4 separate regions of the Homo sapiens genome follow, and regions 2, 3 and 4 are each linked to region 1. Evidence: chromatin loops called from intact Hi-C (ENCODE). Cell type or tissue: HCT116. All regions are shown on one strand.

Evidence for each region. A loop is a pair of places that touch in the nucleus more often than their neighbours do. Peaks named below come from ENCODE experiments on the same cell type or tissue, not always from the same donor. Only the 100,000 strongest peaks of a DNase experiment are listed, where the experiment ranks them.
Region 2: it touches region 1 in a loop (7-fold over the local background); 47 of 110 quality-filtered maps call a loop at or near these places.
Region 3: it touches region 1 in a loop (7-fold over the local background); 4 of 110 quality-filtered maps call a loop at or near these places.
Region 4: it touches region 1 in a loop (4-fold over the local background); 13 of 110 quality-filtered maps call a loop at or near these places.

Annotation. Positions count from the first base shown.
Region 1 is chr17:79,705,684-79,710,683 of GRCh38, forward strand. It overlaps MIR4739 (microRNA 4739), which reads right to left and starts at 1,566; the gene lies at 1,493-1,566. LINC02078 (long intergenic non-protein coding RNA 2078) reads left to right here and starts at 1,583. Exons shown (of 2, transcript NR_109783.1): 1 at 1,583-1,973; 2 at 2,789-5,000. RefSeq lists enhancers at 1,425-2,046, 2,047-2,668. In HCT116, a CTCF peak has its summit at 3,120 (motif pointing left); a DNase peak (open chromatin) is centred at 3,118.
Region 2 is chr17:79,417,805-79,422,804 of GRCh38, forward strand. All of the region lies in intron 2 of RBFOX3 (RNA binding fox-1 homolog 3), which reads right to left. Among named protein-coding and RNA genes, the nearest start is that of RBFOX3, 190 kb to the right of the region's middle. In HCT116, no CTCF peak of the experiment used is centred here; a DNase peak (open chromatin) is centred at 2,604; H3K27me3 peaks cover 2,049 bases.
Region 3 is chr17:79,186,132-79,191,131 of GRCh38, forward strand. The region is part of intron 4 of RBFOX3 (RNA binding fox-1 homolog 3); the gene reads right to left. LOC124904069 (a long non-coding RNA gene) reads left to right here. Exons shown (of 2, transcript XR_007065925.1): 2 at 1-151. Among named protein-coding and RNA genes, the nearest start is that of ENGASE, 110 kb to the left of the region's middle. RefSeq lists a silencer at 1,956-2,115. In HCT116, CTCF peaks have their summits at 2,022 (motif pointing right) and 2,222; a DNase peak (open chromatin) is centred at 2,050; H3K27me3 peaks cover 4,463 bases.
Region 4 is chr17:79,610,605-79,615,604 of GRCh38, forward strand. It overlaps RBFOX3 (RNA binding fox-1 homolog 3), which reads right to left and starts at 447. Exons shown (of 15, transcript NM_001350451.2): 1 at 222-447. In HCT116, a CTCF peak has its summit at 2,285 (motif pointing left); a DNase peak (open chromatin) is centred at 2,297; H3K27me3 peaks cover 1,480 bases.

The DNA of each region.
Region 1 (5,000 bases):
AGTGAGCAGGGGACAGTGCGCAGCTGTCCTCGTGATGGGCCCAGCCTTGAAGGCAGCGTTCCGGCTCCCAGAGCTGGCAGCAGGAAGACATTGCTGGAGGGAGCAAGAGGTGGGGCGGGCAGGAGGGCCACCTGAGCCCTGAGCCCTGAGCCCTCAGCGGGCTCCTTGGAGAGTGACCTGGACCTTAACATTGACCCTGGCACCCCGCCTGCTGTTCCCCATGACGCCCCACGCCCCCACCCTGCGTCTGCTCCTGTGACTTGAGGAAACGGACCGACCTCCTTTAAAGGAGGGGTTCCTGAGCCTGGGGAGCGTGACTTCCGAGCCTGTCCGAAAACACCAAACGCCAAAGACACCGAAGCTGTTCCACAGAAGCCGCAGCCGATCGAAAGCCATTGCTGCACGGGATTTTCTTTGGAATTGGTTTTTGGTTCAGGTATTTTTTGGATTAGCATCATCAACACTAGAACTCAACATGAGAAATCCTCCTGGCACCCTCAGACCCCCAGGATCCACCCGCAGCGCCCCACCCCTCGGGGGTCTAAGGACGGGGCCACGGGAGGTGCTCCCCACGCCTTAGCTAGACGCAAGGCCCTCCCGCAGGCTCCCGCAAGCCCATCAGGGCTGGGCGTTTCCCACCCCTTCCCACCCCACCCATCCACCTTCCGTCCAAGCAGGAGTGCAGCCTGCTTGGGCTCAGCGTCCCCTCTTCTGAGAAGCAGCCCGGCCCCATCCTGAGCGCCCCTGGGCCCACAATCCCTCCTCACGTGTGTGGGGCTGGCCGTTGATGTCGCCTGGGCTGGGGGTGCACCTGCAGCGCAAACACGTGACTAAGCATCTTCCTGTCCCGGGCCCTATCAGCGTTGGGCCCCAGGCAGCCCCTCCAGGGGCTACAGTCACCCACCCACCTACAAAGCCCCTCATCTGCAGCGGTGGCTTCATTCCCGGGACGCGCCCCAGGCTCTGCTCAGTCATGGCCCCCAGACCCTCAGGAGCCCCCGAAACATGATGACCTCCAGCCACGTGCCAGCTGCCAGGAGGAGGCTTCAAGACCCCAGATGAGCACCCGGCTGGCCATGCCCCAGGGACAGAGGACCCAGTGTGACAGAATCCGGCCTGGGCCACAGCCACCCACACAGTCCATCCCAGTTCAGCCCGAGGTGGACAAGAAAAGTCCCACCAGGGACTGGAGCAGATGGGGCGGGCTCCGGACCCCTGCCTGGTCCACCATCTGTCTTGCCAGTCGGTCCGTCTACCCAGGCAGCCCCTCCTCCCGGCCCACCATCTGCCCGGCCCTGCTAGGCCCTCCTCCTGGCTCCTCCAGGGCCCTCAGGAGGAGACAGAGCTGGAGCCAGGGCCCAGACCTCCACTGCCTTGGGCCCGCCCCATCTGGCACCTCCAGAAGAAGGGGGCGGCAAGAGCTTGGCCAGGGCAGGGGCACTCCAGGGCAGCCGAAGGCCCTTGCCAGCTGTCTCATGATGAGATGAGCAGAGGGAGGGGGAGGGGAGGAAGGGAGAGGCTCTGGGAAGACAAGGGCCCCTCCGCTCCTCCTCCCTTCTTCCTCCCCTGCCCACGTGGCCTGGGCGGGAGGGACACGCCGATGGGAACATCCCAGCTGGTCCAGGCCTCTGCTCCCCCCAGCTCCTCCTCCCTGGCGGGCAGCTCTTCTGGGCTCCTGAGGTGCTGCGCAGCCCCTTCCCTGGCCCTGGGACCCCCAGTGCCTGAGATGAAAGAGGAGTTGCTTCCATGGACGGTCCCAGTGCAAGCTGGGGGGCGCTGGCCTCAGGACACCAGGCATCCAAGACATAGGGACACCAGAAGCCCCGGCTCTGCCTCTGAGGTCCAGCAGCCCCAAAGCCCCTGCTCAGAAGCCAGCGATGGGAGGGCAGGGCCTGCCTGTGGGACCCATCATGGGCGCAGCAATCGCCAGGCCCTGGGCAGACAGCAGCACAGCCTGTGAGTCCAGGGCTGGGGTAAGTCGGCAAGTGCACCCCCGGAGGTGGAATGACAGGAGCTCCTGTGGAGGACGCAGGCGACCCCCGCCCCTCACTCCACTGTGAGGCCTGAGGATGTACAGGGGCAGCTCTCCCTGGCTTATGAAACGCCCCCACCCTGCTGCCCCTCTGGGTCCTCCTCACCCTGTGGCCTGCAGGGTCAGGAGCATGACTTTGGTGTCAGGAGAGAGGCTGGCTCCTGCCTGTGGCGGGTGTTGGGGGAGGAGTGGGGTTCATTATAAATTACGCTCCCCTCGAACCCGGCTGTTAGGTGAGGGCAGGGCTGGGATTCACCCTGCTCTCTGCAGGGGAGGGTCAGCCCCCAGGTGCTCCTGGGTGGGTCTCCACGGCAGGCCAAAAGGGCAGGCCCTGGGCATGTCCACCCCCTGTCTCTGGTCCCACAGCCCCCTACTTGCCACCTGCCCTGAGCAGCCCCCAGGAGAGCACCCGCAGGGAGGATGCTGAGGTGCTGGAGGGCAGGAGTCCCAGCTGAGGCTGTGACCCCAGCTGTGCTCCCCGTTCCCTCTTAGGACCAGCAAAGACCCAAGGACAGGCGGCCAATCAGGGCCCGGTGTTTACCCCTCCTCCCCCACCCCCATCACGGGCCTCCCGCAGGACCCCCAGGAAGAGCAGCTTCCATTGACCAAGGTCGGGGGACGCCCTCCCGCTGACACTCACTCTCCACGGATCCTGGAGCCCACGAGTCCCCTCCCCACCTCCACTGCACTGGGCCCCCCGCAGGCCCTGGTGGGGGTGGCCACGGATAACCACACAAACATGCATTTTCCTTGTAGGAGCAGGCAGGTGACAACCAGTGTCCTACTTTCCTGCATTAAAACACCCAAATCAACAGGACGGAGAAGGCCCGGAAGAGGGGACCTGAGGGAGCCAGCCGGGCGCTCAGCCTGCTTCGCTGGGATGCTTGTCGAGGTCGGGACGGCACCACCAAACTCACCTCTGTGCGCCCTGCGGGGCCCAGGAGACTCGGTCCTCCCTGGGCTCCCCCAGGCCTGGGGTGGACGTTGGAATAAAGTGGGGACAACACGATGAGAGACCCCAGCCCTGGAGGTGCCCTCGGCCAAAGCCCGAGATCAAAGCTGGGAGATTCGTGGCTGGACAGCACCACCTGGTGGACACGTTGGAGATTACCAAAGCCGAACAGTCAATTCGTTCTTGGTTCTGGGATTTTCTTAATTGGGTCTTAGCTGGGCCTTCCTTTCTCTTTCCCCAGTAGCAGGGGCTTTGTGACTATCAGAAACACCTGCCAGGCCTGGGCAATATGGCGAGACCTCATCTCTACAAAAAAAAAAAAAAAAACACAAAAATTAGTGAGGCGTGGTGGTCCCAGATACTCAGGACACTGAGATGGGAGGATCGCTTGAACCCGGGAGGTCGAAGCTGCAGTGAGTCGTGATCATGCCACTGCACTCCAGTCAGGGTGACAGAGAGAGACCCTGTCTCTAAAGAAAGAAAAGGCCGGGAGCAGTAGCTCACGCCTGTAATCCTAATACTTTGGGAGGCCGAGGCGGGAGGATTACCTGAGGTCGGGAGTTCGAGACCAGCCTGACCAACATGGAGAAACCCCATCTCTACTAAAAAATACAAAAATTAGCCAGGCATGGTGGCGCATGCCTGTAATCCCAGGTACTCGGGAGGCTGAGGCAGGAGAACCACTTGAACCTGGGAGGCAGAAGTTGCAGTGAGCCGAGATCACACCATTGCACTCCAGCCTGGGCAACAAGAGTGAAACTCCGTCTCAAAAAAAAAAAAAAAGAAAGAAAGAAAGAAAAGAGAAGAAGTCCTTGTCTTCTAATAAGATGTTGTTGGTTTCAGAGAGCCCAATCCAGGCACTTCAAACAAGGCAGGGAAATCAATGGCCCTGAAGAAAGTTTCTCTTCGACAAGCCCCTCCCTCCCTGACACTGGCATTCTGGCATTCACCCACCAGCCCCTCCGTCCCTGACGCTGGCACCCTGGCATTCACCCACCAGCCCCTCCCCTCCCTAATGCTGGCACCCTGGCATTCACCCACCAGCCCCTCCCCTCCCTGATGCTGGCACCCTGGCATTCACCCACAAGCCCCTCCGTCCCTGACGCTGGCACCCTGGCATTCACCCACCAGCCCCTCCCCTCCCTGATGCTGGCACCCTGGCATTCACTCACCAGCCCCTCCCCTCCCTGACACTGGCACCCTGGCATTCACCCACCAGCCCCTCCGTCCCTGACGCTGGCACCCTGGCATTCACCCACCAGCCCCTCCCCTCCCTGATGCTGGCACCCTGGCATTCACCCACCAGCCCCTCCCCTCCCTGATGCTGGCACCCTGGCATTCACCCACCAGCCCCTCCCCTCCCTGACACTGGCACCCTGACATTCACCCACCAGCCCCTCCCCTCCCTGATGCTGGCACCCTGGCATTCACCCACCAGCCCCTCCCCTCCCTGACGCTGGCACCCTGGCATTCACCCACCAGCCCCTCCGTCCCTGACACTGGCACCCTGGCATTCACCCACCAGCCCCTCCCCTCCCTGATGCTGGCACCCTGGCATTCACCCACCAGCCCCTCCGTCCCTGACACTGGCACCCTAGCATTCACCCACCAGCCCCTCCCCTCCCTGACACTGGCACCCTGGCATTCACCCACTGTCTGGGGCAACTACCCTTTCCTCCCACCACTGATGGGACGGCACCCTGGCACCCTGGCCTACCAGTTTTGAGGGGAAAAAAATTAGAAATCTTTGGCCAAAGAGGGGACAAATTGAGCCTAAAATCAAGCCTTGGTGTCTCACTTTTTAAATCTACTTTTACCTTTTGTGTATTGGTTGTGTGATTTTTTGTGTACTCATTGTGTATGATTGCTGAATACACAATGAATACACAAAAGCTATAAATAGATTTAAAGAGAGAAAGCAAACCAAAACCCATCGGTAATCCACTGGAAAAACAAGCCTCCAACTCTATTCAGAACATTGTCAATTAAAAGAAAAGAATTAAGAATTTCCCTTTT
Region 2 (5,000 bases), 290 kb before region 1:
ACGGGGCGGCAGCCCAGTGTCCACGGATGGACGAATGGAGAAACAGAACATGCTCCATGCATAGAGGGAATATGACCAGCCTTACAATGGGAGGAAATTCTGACACACACAACATGGGAGAACCCTGGGGACATGACGCTGAGTGAAGTAAGCTGGTCACAACAGGACAAATCCTGTGTGAGTCCACTCATGTGAGGTCCTTAGAGTCATCAGATTCAGAGACAGAAAGGAGAATGGAGATGCCAGGGGCTGGGGAGATAGGAAGGGGGCTTCGTGTTTCCTGGGGACAGAGCTTCAGGTTAGAAAGATGAGAACATTCTGGAGATGGATGGTGATGGCCGCACAACAAGATGAATGTACTTAATGCCACTGAACAGTGCACTTAAAAATGGTTAAGATGGTACATTTTATGTTATGCATATTTTACCACAACGACAAAAAGTTTTTTCCAATCGCAGGGATGTATGTGTTCCATCCAGCTGCCTAGTCCTCCCTCCTTGCACACCCACCCATGCACACGCGTGCACACACGTTTCCCACACTAAAAGTTGGCCACGTTCTTCCTACAGCAAAAGAAAGGTACCTGCCCCCAATTTTCCCTCCACTAGATAATCTCCTTGAACAATTTCATAAAGAAGGATTCACACCGTGCCACGCGAGAAAGCCGTGTGTGTCAGCCAAGAGCCTGCGGCCTCTGGCCAAGAGCAAGAAGAAAGGCACAGACATAGATGCCCAGACATGTGAAGGTGGTCAGTCGTGGGGCCAAGTCTCAGGGCAGCATCCCAGCTCAGGGATGCTTCTTGGCAAGGAGGTCTGGGAGAAAATCAGGAAGTGGCAGACTAAGACCAAGACAGAGAGGGATGGATGTGGCTGTGCCAAGTGCCCTGGCATCCCCCAAGTCTGGGTGGCAAATCCACTCTCCTTAGACTTGCTGCTTGAGAAGGAGGTTTGGGAGAGGAATTCCTTCCCAAAAAGTGAGGGAGGACATGGCACGGAAGACCCAGCCCCTTCCCATGCAGCCTGGTACCAGGCAGTAGGTTTGAGGAGATGGCACCCTTGTCTGTGCTAGCTCAGACTGGGTCACCACCCAGCTACAAATGTATCCTTATTTAATCTATAGCAATTATATTCACATTCTGCTAGACAAATAGATTTTACAAGCCCTCAGTTAAATGTGGATAATTACGTCTGCTGGTGTCAAGGGACCGTATCGTCCAAGCTCAGGAGGAAGCGTGGCATCCTGAGTCCTCCTAATGCTGTAAATTAGCAGGCAACATTCCCATGGCAGCTAAGCAATTATCCATGATTTCATTTTTCCCCACGCCCCCTCCTCACCTCTGTGGGCTGCCCGGCCATGCCTGTGCACACATGTGTGTATGGATGTTTCAGGCATACGTGGCTGGGAATGGCTCATCTGTCTCTCGAGTTGCTAAGATGCCTTTTCCCCGTGAGAGGCCTCTCCCCATGTTGGGGTGCCACCCACTGCTCTGTGCTCTCCTGTGCCAACCTTTCTCCTGAAAATGTCCATCATCAGAGGTGTTTCCAGAAAACCAAAGATGAGCCAACGCCTCACCACTGCCAAGACCTACGTCTTGGCAGGGTTCTTGCAGATGCAGGAGGTCAAACAGGAGCTTCGGAAGTGCATAGCAGGCAACGAGGACCACCCAGTGCTCACAATGGTTGCCTGTGTGCATGTACACACACGTGTGCACAAAATTCAGAGGCGCTCAGGCGCTCCGAGGTTCACAAACGCCTGCAGCTCTGCCACTTTTACACAGGGCAATCTTGGAGAAGCCCCTTCATCTCCAGACCTCAGCACGTTCACCTCTAAACGGGAGAAGTGATACCCACCTCCCACCTGCAGTCCCCCTCACAATGTGGTTGTGAGATCATACGCAATGAAAAATAGGAAAGCATTTTGAAACACACAAAGCACCAATGAAATCAAAGGCAGGGCTGCTTGTGTGAGTTCTGGGCGCCCTGGTGTCTTGGCATCCTCTCCAAGAGCAGACTTATGAATGCTGTAAGATGGTTAACAGGGGCCGGGCGCGGTGGCTCATGCCTGTAATCCCAGCACTTTGGGAGGCCGAGGCAGGCAGACTGCCTCAGCTCAGAAGTTTGAGACCAGCTTGGGCAACACGGTGAAACCTCGTCTCTACTAAAATACAAAAAATTAGCCAGGCATGGCGGCGTGTTCCTGTAATCCCAGCTACTCAGGAGGCTGAGGCAGGAGAATCGCTTGAACCTGGGAGGCGGATGTTGCAGTGAGCTGAGATCATGCCACTGCACTCTAGCCTGGGCAACAGAGCAAGACTCCGTCTCATACACACACACACACACACACACACACACACACACACACACACACACAAAAGATGGTTAACAGGTGTGCCTCCTTTTAGGCAAATCTGATGTTTAAAAAACACAAATTGGCTGGTGAGTCACTTTACAAAAGGTCCCTTTAACGTGGAAATGGAAAGTTTCTGAGTGCATTTCAAATCTACTGCCATTTTTAAAAATACTTGTTTATCTACAAGTTTCTCAGAACATATGTGCAGCACCAAGTCAGGGACTCCCAATTAGAACGCCCCCACCCACGAAGGGAGCATGGGAGGAAAGTGTGAGTCAGCGGCCCCAGGGCTGCTGGGCGGAGTCCTCTGCCAGCCAGCCTGCTAGAGTCCCCTGGGACCTTCTCCCTCCACAGCCATGTCCAGGCTCTGTCCAGCACCTAGGTCTGCCCCCATCCCAACCCAGGAGAAGGGGTCCACATTCTCACAGGGGTCTCCATGGCACCACTGTTAGCAGGCAGGGCAGGCCTAGGGGAGGGAAGTGCACGGGAACCGCTTGCCTCCCAGCCACTGCTCTGCAGCTGAAGAGCTCGGCCACCCGAGGGGAGGGTGGAGGAAAGAGGCCTTGCTGTGAGGAATCTCACCCCTGCCACAGGAGGGTCAGGCCTCTGCCCTCAGCTTCTAGGACAGGATGTCTAAGCCCCTGGAACGGCTTACTGATGAGTGTCTTTATTTACTCAGGGTCTTCGTCTAGCCAGGAAGTAACAATGTGATGTGGGGGCTGGTCTGGGGTCTCACGGGATCAGCTGACCTCTAGAAAGCCTGGAGACTCAGGTCAGCCATGTACACCTCCCAAGCCGCCATGATGAAGCTGGTGAAGACTCGGGCATGGAGGCCCAGGGGCTTCCCTGCTGAGTGAGCCTCCCCTGGTGGGTTGAGGGGCTTCCCTACTGGGTGAGCCTCCCCAGGTGGGTCGAGGGCCTTCCCTGCTGGGTGAGCCTCCCCAGGTGCTGTCAAACATCAGTGCCAGGAAGATGACACCGTCCTGGCTTCACAGCAGAGGGCAGGATGCTCCGTGCCCTAACCTACAGGCCTCCATGCCCTAACCTCCGCGGCCGCTTCTCTCAGCTGGTTCCACCCTGTGTCTTTTAGCTGTAATGAACCCTGAGCGTGAGAACCATGACTGCTGGGCTCCGAGGTCCTCTAGCAAACAACCGGGCCTGAGAGTGGTTCTGGAAGCCTCTACGCTTGAGGCTGGTGTCAGAAGTGGGGCTGCTTGAAGTGGATGGCCCCCTCAATGTGGAAGGAGGCTGGGCCTGGCTGCCTGCCAAGCCTAGGGGCCTCTCCAGAGCCCACGGACCACAGCCACTGGCAGGACAGCAGCTCTCAGCCCCTCCCCCTGAAGAAAGCATGTGGGGAGGGACAGGGCCCAGGGCCTCACCTGGACAGGAGGCGAGGCTCAAATGACCCATGCTGGCATTGGGTGACAGGAGGGGGCCCCAGAAGTTGAGGACACAAGGAACATGGACCCCTGACCAGGGCATGCGGGACCCCAGGGGCACACCGAACGCGGTCACCATAGGACCAAACAAGATGACCATAGGACCAAGCAAGATGACGCAGGCCCCTGGCAAGCCTGAGGCCGGGGCAGCAGCCATGCTCTCTCCTCCTGTGGTGGGGAGGTCTCCTTGAGGCCTTGGGACAAGGGCAGAGAGAGAGAAGGGGAAGGAAGTGATCAGGTGCCGGAAGGCCCCGTGAGGGTGGCCCACGAGGCTCATGGGTTCCAGGAACCCACGCCCCACCCCAAGCTGCCCGGTCCTCAGCAACTGGCCCCATGTTCCACAGGCTCAGCAGCTCCCAACAGAATTCTAGGTGCTGCCCGGACGAGATGAGGAGGGGGACTTGCCGGCTGCTGGCTTCCAGCCTCATGGGGTACAGAGGCACCCAGGGAGGGGCAGAGAGGGGAGAAGAGCATTGAAGGGGCTGAGAGAGGCGGGACTTGGAGCCTGGGGAGAAGGGTGTGGGCCGGGGAGGAGAGGAGAGGTCCTGAGAAGGCCCTCTGATGATAGCTGCTCTGGAGAGGCAGAAGGGAGACAGGGAAACAGGGGGAGCCATGTGCAGACAGCAGTTGGGACGGGCACGCGGGGAGGGCTGGCCCCCGACAGCGGCAGCACAGCCTCGTCTTCCTGGTAAATCATCCTATGGCCTCGCTGGCAACTGTGACCAAGATGCCCAACCCCCCTCCCCACACATTCAACCCCTCCCTCCGTCCTGTGCTGCCACAGCACCCCCACTGCCTCCCTGTGCCCGGCCCTCCACTCCCAGGCCGGTGCCTCCAGGAAGCCCAGGGGGTCACCTGCCCGAGCCGGCTGCTGCCCTCTGTGTTTCACCCAGGGCTTCCCGGCCCAGGCTGCCTCCTCTGTCCTCCCGCTCCCTACACACCCCTTCATTTGCGGAAGCCGCCAGGCAGACACTCGGTCTGGGCAAGGCCCAGGGTCCAGCAGCCTCAGGCTGGGCGGGGCCAGGCTGGGCAGATGCTGGGTCGTCACCCCGGCAGTGCTCCTCTCTGCCTGGGCGCAGTGGCGGGAACCCGGGGTGCACCCTGGCTCTTCTCCATCACCACCTGTTAGGGTCTAAATTGTGCCCCCTCCCCAACTTCATATGTTGCAGCCCTGACCCCCCTGTGTAGCTGCATTTGGAGGTGGAGCCTAT
Region 3 (5,000 bases), 520 kb before region 1:
CACCTGCCTTCCAGCCTCACCTCCAGATTGCACTGGGCCCAGGAGCATGTCTGGACACCTGCCTCCATCAGGCGGCTCATCACACCCAGCTCCAGAGAGAGAGGACTGAGAATAGCAGAATGGAATGAAAATAATACCTCCAGAAAAAGGATCTGAACGTGTGTGTTTGGCTTATTTCTTGGGACAGGGGCTGTTACGCTGTGCTTCAGCACGAGCCAGTTAGCGAACAGCACGCACCTCAGTGCTCCGCTGTGATCGTTTCAGAGTGTCGCGCAGGCCTGACTCTGCGGACCCCACCGGCAGGAACCATGCCCTCATCACCTCCTACCTCCAGTACCTGGCACCAGGGCGGTACGAAGCTTTTCAGATTCTCCAGGCCCCATGCAGCCCTCCCGAGCCCCTGGTGCCTTGTGGACTGGGGTGGGTGGCCCTGAGCAGGGGGTGGGGGAAGCCTGTGCTCCTGGTGGCTGTGCTGCCCCCGCTCCTGGGGCGGAGGGAGGCTGCGTGCTGGGAAGAGCTGTCACTCCAGTGCTAATATTCACTACTTAAAAAAAAGAGGCAAGAAAAAATACCCCATTCGCCCTGAATCTGAGAAGGGCCTTGTTAGGCAGGCAGGAACTGAGCTGTAATTATTTCTGCGCTCCTGGGCACCACTATAAATATCAGGCAAGGGAGGCACCTCAGAAGGTTCCGATGGTTCCAAGGCTTTGGAGATCTCCTGGCTCCTTCCTGCCCCCATCCTATGTCACCTTCCCTGGCAGGGGCCTTGGAGGGTGCAGGCACTGCCTCTCCTCCAGTTGGGCAGGGCGTGTCTTCCCCAGCTTCCCTGAGCGTGCCTGCCTGGGAAATTCTGGCCCACGTAACCTTGCCAGATGCCCTGAATCTCTTCAGTGTGTACCTCTGTGAAATGGACACACAGGATTCTCCCTGGGAGAGCATTTGCTAAAAGGTGTGCAGGGGAATACTAGACTCCAAGGTGGCCTGTGTTTTTAACAAAAGGTGGGCCAAATGAGTCCTGTGGTCAGATGACTTGGGGGAGTATTTCTTTTGACCCCTACCCATGTCCTTTGGAAATTCCCAAGGTGGCAAGTGGCAAATCATAGTAGAAAGGAAGCAACTCCACACTCCCTTTAGGGGAGGAAGGGAGGTGAATTCCTCATGCTCCTGCCCCTCTTTCCCCTTCCAGGCGCCCAGGCCGACCATCCTCAGGCTTCCCCTGCGCCGTGAGGACAGTGTGCAGCTTGGCAGCAGCGCTCCCAGGACAAGGAGTGAGCTCACAGTCTCTGGTTGCAGCTGTGCTTGGCCGCGCCAAGCCGAGCCTTCATCGACAAATACATCGTGCTTTCCGCAGAGCCAGACCTTCCTGCCCCAGCCCTGGGGTATTTGGCCTGGGCTTGGGCATGAGCACTGGGGGACGAAAGAGGCAGAGTGGCAGAACTAGATCTCCACAGTGGGGTGGGGTGGGCATGGCTCAGGGATGGGAGGATGTGTGCGTGCCTGTGTGTGTGTGATGGGGTGTGGGGAGAGCCAAGAAGCCACTCTGACCAGCTGGAGTCCTGTATCACCATGGAACACTTTGCAGGGGAATTAATGTCCCAATTCAGCAGCCAGGGCAACAGGGTTGGAGTCAGGGAGAAGCCCCCACTCAGGCTTTCATGGGATGCCCCCAGCAGACACCACGGGGCAAGGTCAGGCTGGGGATGGGAAACCCAGCAGACACCATGGGGGAAGGTCAGGCTGCGGATGGGAAACCCGGCAGACACCATGGGGCAAGGTCAGCTTGGGGATGGGAAACTCGTCAGCCTTTTTTTAAAAAAATGTAGAAATTCTCACATTCCCAGAGGAGGCGGCTTCCTTATATCAGGAGTCGGGGGCTGCTTCCACTTTGTTCTGGCCTGTTTAATCTCCCCAGAAGGGCAGAAAAGCCGGCAGAGGGTCCCTGCAAGCAGGGGTGAAGCAAGCCCAGGGATGAGCCGTCGGTGCAGCCCTGGCAGGCGAGGCCTCGCTGGAGGTGGCCAGCAGAGGGCCCACTCACACCACCTTCACCGGCTGGCCTGCGAGGAAGGGCTGCTGGGGTGCTCCCCACCCCCAACCCCCTCTGCCTCCCTCTGCCAGGGGTCCTCAGCAGTGCAGAGGGAAAGCTAAGCCCAGCCCAGCTGCCGGGGCCAGCACTCACCTTCCGGCTCAGCGGGGGTCCCCCACCCACTGGCACTGTCCCCCTGGCCCCAGCAGAGACTGCAGCAAAAGTAAAAATCGGCGTGCAAAGGAAGTTTATTTATCTGTTTAATTAAGAGGCGTTTGCCAGCCACATTCGGGTCCATCCGTCTCACTTACAACCATGTCCCAGCAAAATTAAACATAATAAATACAGGGAGACTGAAAGCGAAGGGCACACTTGAGATATATGGGCAGAGCCAGGAGTTGCACAGGGTTGCAGTTATAAGCACATCTCTCTCTTGCAAGTTCCTCTCCCCTCGGGGGCCCAGGAGCCGGAGGAATGCGCTCAGAGAAGGGGCTGTGGGTGCCGCTCACTCTGCTCCTTCCACTCCGCACTGTTGCCAAGCTTTATTTATTTTAAATGAGCCCCCAGGACTTCTCCCTTCTCCTCTTCTGTGGAAGGCGAGCGAGCTCTACACCGAGCAAAAGGAACATCTGAAAGCAGCCAGCACTGTGATGTTCCACCCCAGGGCTCGGTGGGTAAGAGGCCTTGGAAGCTGCGGCCCTGGAAAGCTCGTTGCAAGCTCCTGCTGCATCTGGGCCATGAGCTCCTGGCAAGGAGACAGCCTAGGCTGAGCAGAGCCTGGGAGAAACAGATCTTTGGTCTTCAGTGCCAGCTGTGGCCAAGCCACCGTTTGGCAAACTGGGCCCAGAATCCCACAGAAGCCAAAGGAAGAGGGGGGCACTTTGATTTCTGTCTCTCATCTGAAGGCTCAAGAGCCTGGCCATTTGCTTAAACTTCCCAGGAACAGAAGCACACAAAGGGGGAGAATGGCAATTTATTATTACTGATTGCTAACTGTAACAATACCTTGTATCTGCTCAGTGCTTTCCTAACCTTTTCAAAGAGCCTTCATGTATCTCACCTGATCATCACAAGTTAGGTAGGGAAGGTGTAATGATGCCCATTCGATATATGATGACCCTTTTAGGATCACAGAGGTGGTCCAAGGTCACACAACCAGTTAGAGGCAGCGTCTGGGCCAGAAGGCAAGACTTGGAACTTGGATTTATGGGAGCCCTTTTCTTCCCTTCGACTACTGTGCTGGGCTCATGCCCTTCTGTGAACATGCTCGTCGTTAGCCCTTGGCTCTCTCTCCTAACAGGATCAACCCCAAACCAAATCCGTTAATGTAATAGTCATTTGCAATAGCTTGGGCGTTTACTAATCACACCACCGCTCCGTCTGTGCAGCAATTATCTCGAATTTCCTCTTTCTCATTAGGCAGGAGGTCGCGAGGACTCAGTGGGTTGCTGAGCCCTGTGATGACGCCAAGGAGAGGAGCTGCTGCTAGACCAAGGAAGCCCTCCCTCAGCGTTCCTAGCTGATCTTCCATGCAGCGCCCAATTTCCTGGGCCCTCACCCCGTGCTCAGCTGACCCACCAGCCCCGAGCCCTCCTGTCCTGCCCAAGCCTGTGCATGTGTGCCCTTGTGCCCAGACCATAGATGGCTACAGAAAAGAGAGTCCTGAATGGCTTGGGAAGTTGTATATTTGCTTGGAGATGATGACTCCAGCTCGGACTGGGTATCCAGTGAAGTGCCCTTGGATGGTTGGGCCCCCACTGCAGACATGACTGATGACAGCCTTTGCTCCTGCCAGGGCAGGGATCGCACCAGCCAAGGAAAACCCATATCACTCGCTGCTCCACGCAGCCCACCCAGGAGGCATGCACCGCTAACATCACTCTTGGTACCCCCACTTGCTCTCCTTCAGCATCAGGGTCAACTCCAGCCTCCTGTTTGAGGTCACCTCTTTCCCCCAATCAAATAACAGAGTGAAGGCCGGGTGCAGTGGCTCACGCCTGTAATCCCAGCACTTTGGGAGGCCAAGGCGGGTGGATCACCTGAGGCCAGGAGTTTGAGATCAGCCTGGGCAACATGGTGAAACCCCATCTCTACTAAAAATACAAAATTAGCCAGGCGTGGTGACACATGCCTTTAATCCTAGCTACTCGGGAGGCTGAGGCAGGAGAATCACTTGAATCTGGGAGGCGGAGGATGCGGTGAGCCGTGATCGCGCCATTGCACTCCAGCCTGGGCAACAAGAGTAAATCTCTGTCTCACCAAAAAAAAAAAAAAAAACAAAAAAACAGAGTGAAGAAGAAGAAAGGAGTCCTCAGGGACAAGAGTGATGGGGCTGGAAGGGGAAGTGGCATCACGTCGCCCAGTCCCCGGCCTTCTAGCTGGCAGACACCAAAGCCTTCAGAGACACGTGCTCTCTTTTTTTTCCCCTTGAAGCTCTCCACTGGGGGAGACCCTGCTGTCTCTCCGGGGAGCCCAGTTAGGTTTTTATCACCCTGAGTGCCAAGAAACTCTGCCTCGTGGTACACAAACCTTTTCCGTCTTAATTTTATTCAAAGGGTGAAGGCTTTGAAAGAGTGACAAGGGGGAGCTTAGACCAGAAGCTGAAGCCACTGCCGCTCCCTGTAGCTCCCAGGAGGGACTGGGGCCACTGACCAAAACTTGTAGAGCAAAGCCGTGCATAAAGGGAGGGGGCTGAGTGAGCACAGCTCTTGCATACCGATGGGGAACAGGAGCCCTGCACTCTCAGGGTGTCCAAAAGGGAAGACTGTACACACAATGTGGGTACAATTTGGGTAGCTCCCATTGCTACGGCCGGCATGAATTTGCACCATGTTTGGTTAGAATTGAACTGAGGAAACAGCATTCAGGGTTCCTGAGTAGAGACCCATGGGAAGAGGTCAAGGTTTGTTCTTCCATCAACAGCGGGTGGGTCTGAGCTGACCCCTGGGTAGAGGCAGCAAGGGTCCACCTCCAGCAG
Region 4 (5,000 bases), 95 kb before region 1:
CCCGGAGGGACCCAGGGACCCCGACCCCGCGCAGGGACCCCTGACCCCGAGGGCGCCACCCCACCCCACGCGCCCTCGGGTCAGCCCCGGCCGCGCTCAGCAGCCCGCCTCCCACTGCGGGGTCCCATGCGCCCCTCCGCGGCCATGTCCCCCTCCCCCAGCTCAGCCCGATGGGAATGACCGCCGCAGAGCGAGGCGGGCGACGAGGCCAGGCTACTCACGGGCTCAGCGCTCCCCGCGGCAGGTGACTGGGGGCCGGCGGCCATGCCCCGGCTGCATCCCGGCCGCCGAGCGGGCAGCGGCGTCCTGGGGCCGCACAGGCACCGGCGAGCCAGCGGCAAGGGGCGCGCGAGGCCGGGCTCGGGCGGCAGCTGTGGCAGCTGCTTCTCCTCCGACCACGCGAGCTGCTGGGGCCCGGCTGGGGCCGCTGTCCGAGGAGGTTCTGCTGGCTTCGGAGCAGCCCCGCGCTCGCTCTTCCCTCGCCTCCTCTCTCTCTCTCTCTCCTCCCTCCTCTCTCCGCCCTCCTTCTCTCTCTCTCTCTCTCTCTCTCTCTCTCTCTCTCTCTCTCTCCGCCCTCCTTCTCTCTCTCTCTCTCTCTCTCTCTCTCTCGTTCCTCTGGCTCGTTCGGCTGGAGCGAGGCGGCAGCAGGAGCACGCGGCGGCGGCGCGGGCGGCGGTGGCAGCTCGAGCGGAGCGCGCAGCGCGCGGCATGGGAGGGGGCTCTGGCTGTCGCGCGGCCGGGGAGGGCGGCGGAGCGGGGAGAGCCATGACCGGGTGGGCTTCGGCGGTCAGCACCCTGCAGCCTTCAGCGCCAACTCCTCGGGGCAGGGGCACAGAAGAGGTGGGGTACACACGGAAGATCCCAGAACCCAGTGCTGCCCTGGTCCCTTCAAGGGCAGCCCCAAGCCCGCTGCCCCTCCCCACCTCCAAGCTATCTTGGGGGCGGATCAACCCAGGTGACCCTTAACAGGACCCCTGCCCTTGTGCCTCGCTGTCCCTGGGGGCCATTTTTCTTTGCCAGGCCCAGGGATCCCCAGCAATGGGACGTGGTCACCAAGCATCAGGGACGAATGCCACCCCACCCCGCATGCCATGCCATGCCTTTGAGTTGCCCACATACCCCAAACCCCCTCACTAGGCCCAGGTGCCCTGACTTCCTGGAGGACCACTGGAAAGGAAGGGATCGGGCCCACTCCGTGCTGTTAGTCCAGATTGGCCAACCCAACCCATTTAAACATTTCCACCTGTGCCTGGCTGGAGAGGAAGGACTGTGGGAGGTCAGCTTAGGATTTCCCTAAAATCAAAAGATCAGGTAGCTCCTGTCCCCAGTCCCAGCCTCCCCCAGCATCTAGAGTAAGGGGCCTGGTGTGAGTTCTGGGAGGGTCTCTATCCTTGGTGCAGAGGGAGCAGGAGAGCAGAGGCTGAGGACACAGTGGAGTGGGGACCCTCTGGAAAGGCAGGAGAGATCTATTGCTGGGGTCAGCCCACCACTGGCACACAACACCAGAAGTGGGCAAGAAGGTCTGGACGGTCCCAAACAGGTTTAGGCAGGAGGCTGAGTAATCATTTCCAAAACAAAAGACATTCTGGTGCAGCAACCAGGCTGGAGAAACGAGCCTGCACCATCGAAGGACATTTCCAAATTACACACAAACAGATCCAAACCCGTCCCCATGTCACTTTTGCTCCTGAAGGCTGCTCCTGGAACAATTAGCCTCCTCCTCGCACCTGACTGTCCTGCTTTTCTGTGTGAGGTGAAAAGCACATCATGGAATCTGGGGTTTGGTAGGGGCCTGGAAGACCCAGAGGCCAGGAAGAGGGGAGTATGGATTTGGAGCTTCTCGGTAGTAGGGGCTCTGGGCTGCTGGCTGCCCCCCCTGCAGGGCAGCAGAGACGGTGGCCAAGACAGTGGCCGCTGCCCACTTATGAGCGTCATGCTTTTAATTTCTGGCCCTCCAGCCCGTCTGGGTCATTGATCTGTCTTGGCCGGTGGGAATCGTGTTATACAATTCCAAGCATACAGCTAAACAGCCCCACAGCTAACCACCAGATAAATGCCGTGTCTACGAGCAAGGCAGCCGCCTGGTTGACTGAACTTTCCCCTGCCACCGGATTTGAAATGGCGCATTCCAGCTCTAAAGCCCTAATTGGGCCTCTTGGTTCTCTGCTGTCAGATGGTCCAGGCTTTCGTGGCCTCCAACTCCCGGCTGGGCCCAGCCACTGCCTGGCAGGCACCTGTCTCCCTGCAGGCAGGGCTCTTGCCTCGCTGTGCCGGCAGTGCCCCCTGTCGGTCCCGCTTGTCCCTTGCCCACATTTCTTCTCCCTGGGGAGCCTTTTCCTCTCTGGTCCAGACCCTACTGCCCTTTGGAGCCTCCTCGCAGAAACCTCTCGAAGAGTGGGATTCGAGCCCATCTCCGTCTCCCTTCAGCTCCCCATGCGAGTTCTGCATGTGCCTGTGAAGTGGGGACACATTGACCTGGCAGAGCTGTGTGCCCGAGTGGAAGAGGGGTCCCTGCAAAGCATAGGGCCCGGTAAATCATTCCTTGGGGACGTTCTGGAAGAGCTCTCTGAAGACAGCACCAAATCTTGTTCCAAGTTCCACCAGTCCCAGCCCAGGACTCAGGACACGGTGGGCCTGCTCAGACGCCCGGGTGGTAAACTGAAATTGGCCTCTGTGGTTGGGACTGGCCACAGGGCCTGCGCGTGAGGACACCCCTTGGGAACAGGCCCCAGCCAGGCCGGCCTCATTACCAGCCCCAGAGAGTTTGCCCTTCGTGCTCAGCTGTCGTAGACAGGGATCTGGCCGGAAGAGAGTAAGTGTCAGGGCCAGCAGGACATACCAGCACTAACCGGGAGATTTTCCATTTGGGGACGTCATCTAAGAGAATTTTTAAAACCTCTGATTTGGAAACTTTAATTTTTAAAAAGTGAGCACATGGGGAGGACTGGGGAGTCCTTGGTAATAATCATTAGGAGAGAAACACAGGGAGACTGGGCTTGGGGCCAACAGGACGACTGAAGGCACAGAGCTAATTTCGTGCCCTCTGAAAAATCCCACTAAAACTACAAAGAGAAAATTTTAAAAAGGGGCTGGGCATGGTGGCTCAAGCCTGTAATCCCAGCACTTTGGGAGGCTGAGGTGGGTGGATCACCTGAGGTCAGGAGTTCGAGACCAGCCTGGCCAACATGGTGAAACGCCGTCTCTACTAAAAATAGCAAAACTAGCCAGGTGTGGTTGTGGGTGCCTGTAATCCCAATTACTTGGGAGGCTGAGGCAGGAGAATCACTTGAATCCGGGAGGTGGAGGTTGCAGAGAGCCGAGATCGCGCCACTGTACTACTCCAGCCTGGACAACAAGAGTGAGACTTCCATCTCAAATAAGAATAACTTTAAAAAGGCATAAACCCCAACGACCTGGAGAATAGGAGAAAAGAGAACAGTAGCCGGCTGTGGGCAGCGGGGAGGCACAGGAGAAGTGGCGGCCCGCCCTCACGGAGCTGAGTCTCGGCCCAGAGGCAGGGAAGGCTGACAATGGAATCCCCCGAAGGCTCAGAAGGCGTGGGGCCCAAGACCCGGGGAAGCCTGGAGATCCTCGGATAGCCCCTCTGGAGGTTTATTCCCTGAGGACACTGAAGCAGCCTCTGTGGCCTGGGGGCCGCCAGACACTGCGGACAGAGGGGCGTCCTGCACGGAGAGCCCCCCTTTTCCCTCACGGCACCTGTCAGCATCCTGACCTCCACCCTCCTGGCAGGAGGCCGGAAGAATCTCCTCTGGGGAATCTCACCAGCACCCAGAGGGGAAACCTGAAGATAGAGCTTTGCTGCTTCCAAGCACAGGCCCCACTCCCTGCTCGGAGCTGCCAACCAGCTTTGCAGCCCCCCTAAGGTGAGTAAAAAGCCAAGGATGACCAGACACCTGCGGAAAGCCTTCATGAGAAGGAGCCGCCAAAACACGCAACAGAGCGGGGCCGACTTCGAGGAAACAGATATTAGGCAGGGAGGAGAAAACATCAGAAATAGCAGTATTTAATATCCTCCCAGAGATCAGAGGAGATACCGCATCCATGAACCAAGAGCAGGGTGCTATTTTAAGGAGAACATTTAGAGAACAAAAAAGCTGGGAAGTTAAAAGCATGAGAGCAGAAACAAAACATCTCAACAGACAGGCTGGAAGAGAAAAGTAAGGGAATGCCCCAGAAGGCAAAGCAAAAAGGCAAAGAGGAGAAAAAGAAGAAAGAGGGGATGAAAAAAAACTAGATGATCAATTCACGAGGCTCAACACAAAAGGAATTCTAACCCCGACCCCCATAGGGCCCCCAGAGAGAAGGAGGAGGAGGAGAAGAAAGGAAATCATCAATTACTTAAGAATTTTTTTCCAGAAATAAGTTTCCAAATTGTCCACAAAATCGATGGAAATGATTCATATCAAGGCACATTATCTTGAAAAGTAAATCACTGAAGAAAAAAAAAAAATGTTTCCCCAAGTTTCCAGGTGCCATAAAAAAGAGCAGGAACGAGAATAGCTCCAGAATTCTCAACACAAAGAGGGCAGCTAACCAATCACAAAGCGTGCCTTCAAAAGCTGATGGCAAGTGATTTCTGGCCTGGAATCCCTTACTTCACAAAATTAACAATCAAACGTGAGATTAAAACAAAGACATTTGCACATGCGAGATCTCGACAAAATTATTTCCCACACACCATCTCTCAGCTACCAGAGGACGTGCTCTAACAAAACAAGGGTGTAAAGCATGAAAGAGGGCAATGAGGGATGGAAGAAACAGAGGATCTAGTAAGCGGGCAGGGATCCACATAGTGGGAGAGGAGGGAGGGCAGGAGGGCAGCTGTGTACCGGGCAAGAGGTTGCCAGTCCAGATGAGAGCAGGGTGGTGGCATGTCCAGCTGCCTAGGGCTCAGACATGTAGAGGGCTGTCACTACCAAGATGCCTCCTGCCATTGTACCACCCTTTCAGTGCCAGGTGAGCCTGGCCCCTGCTCCCCT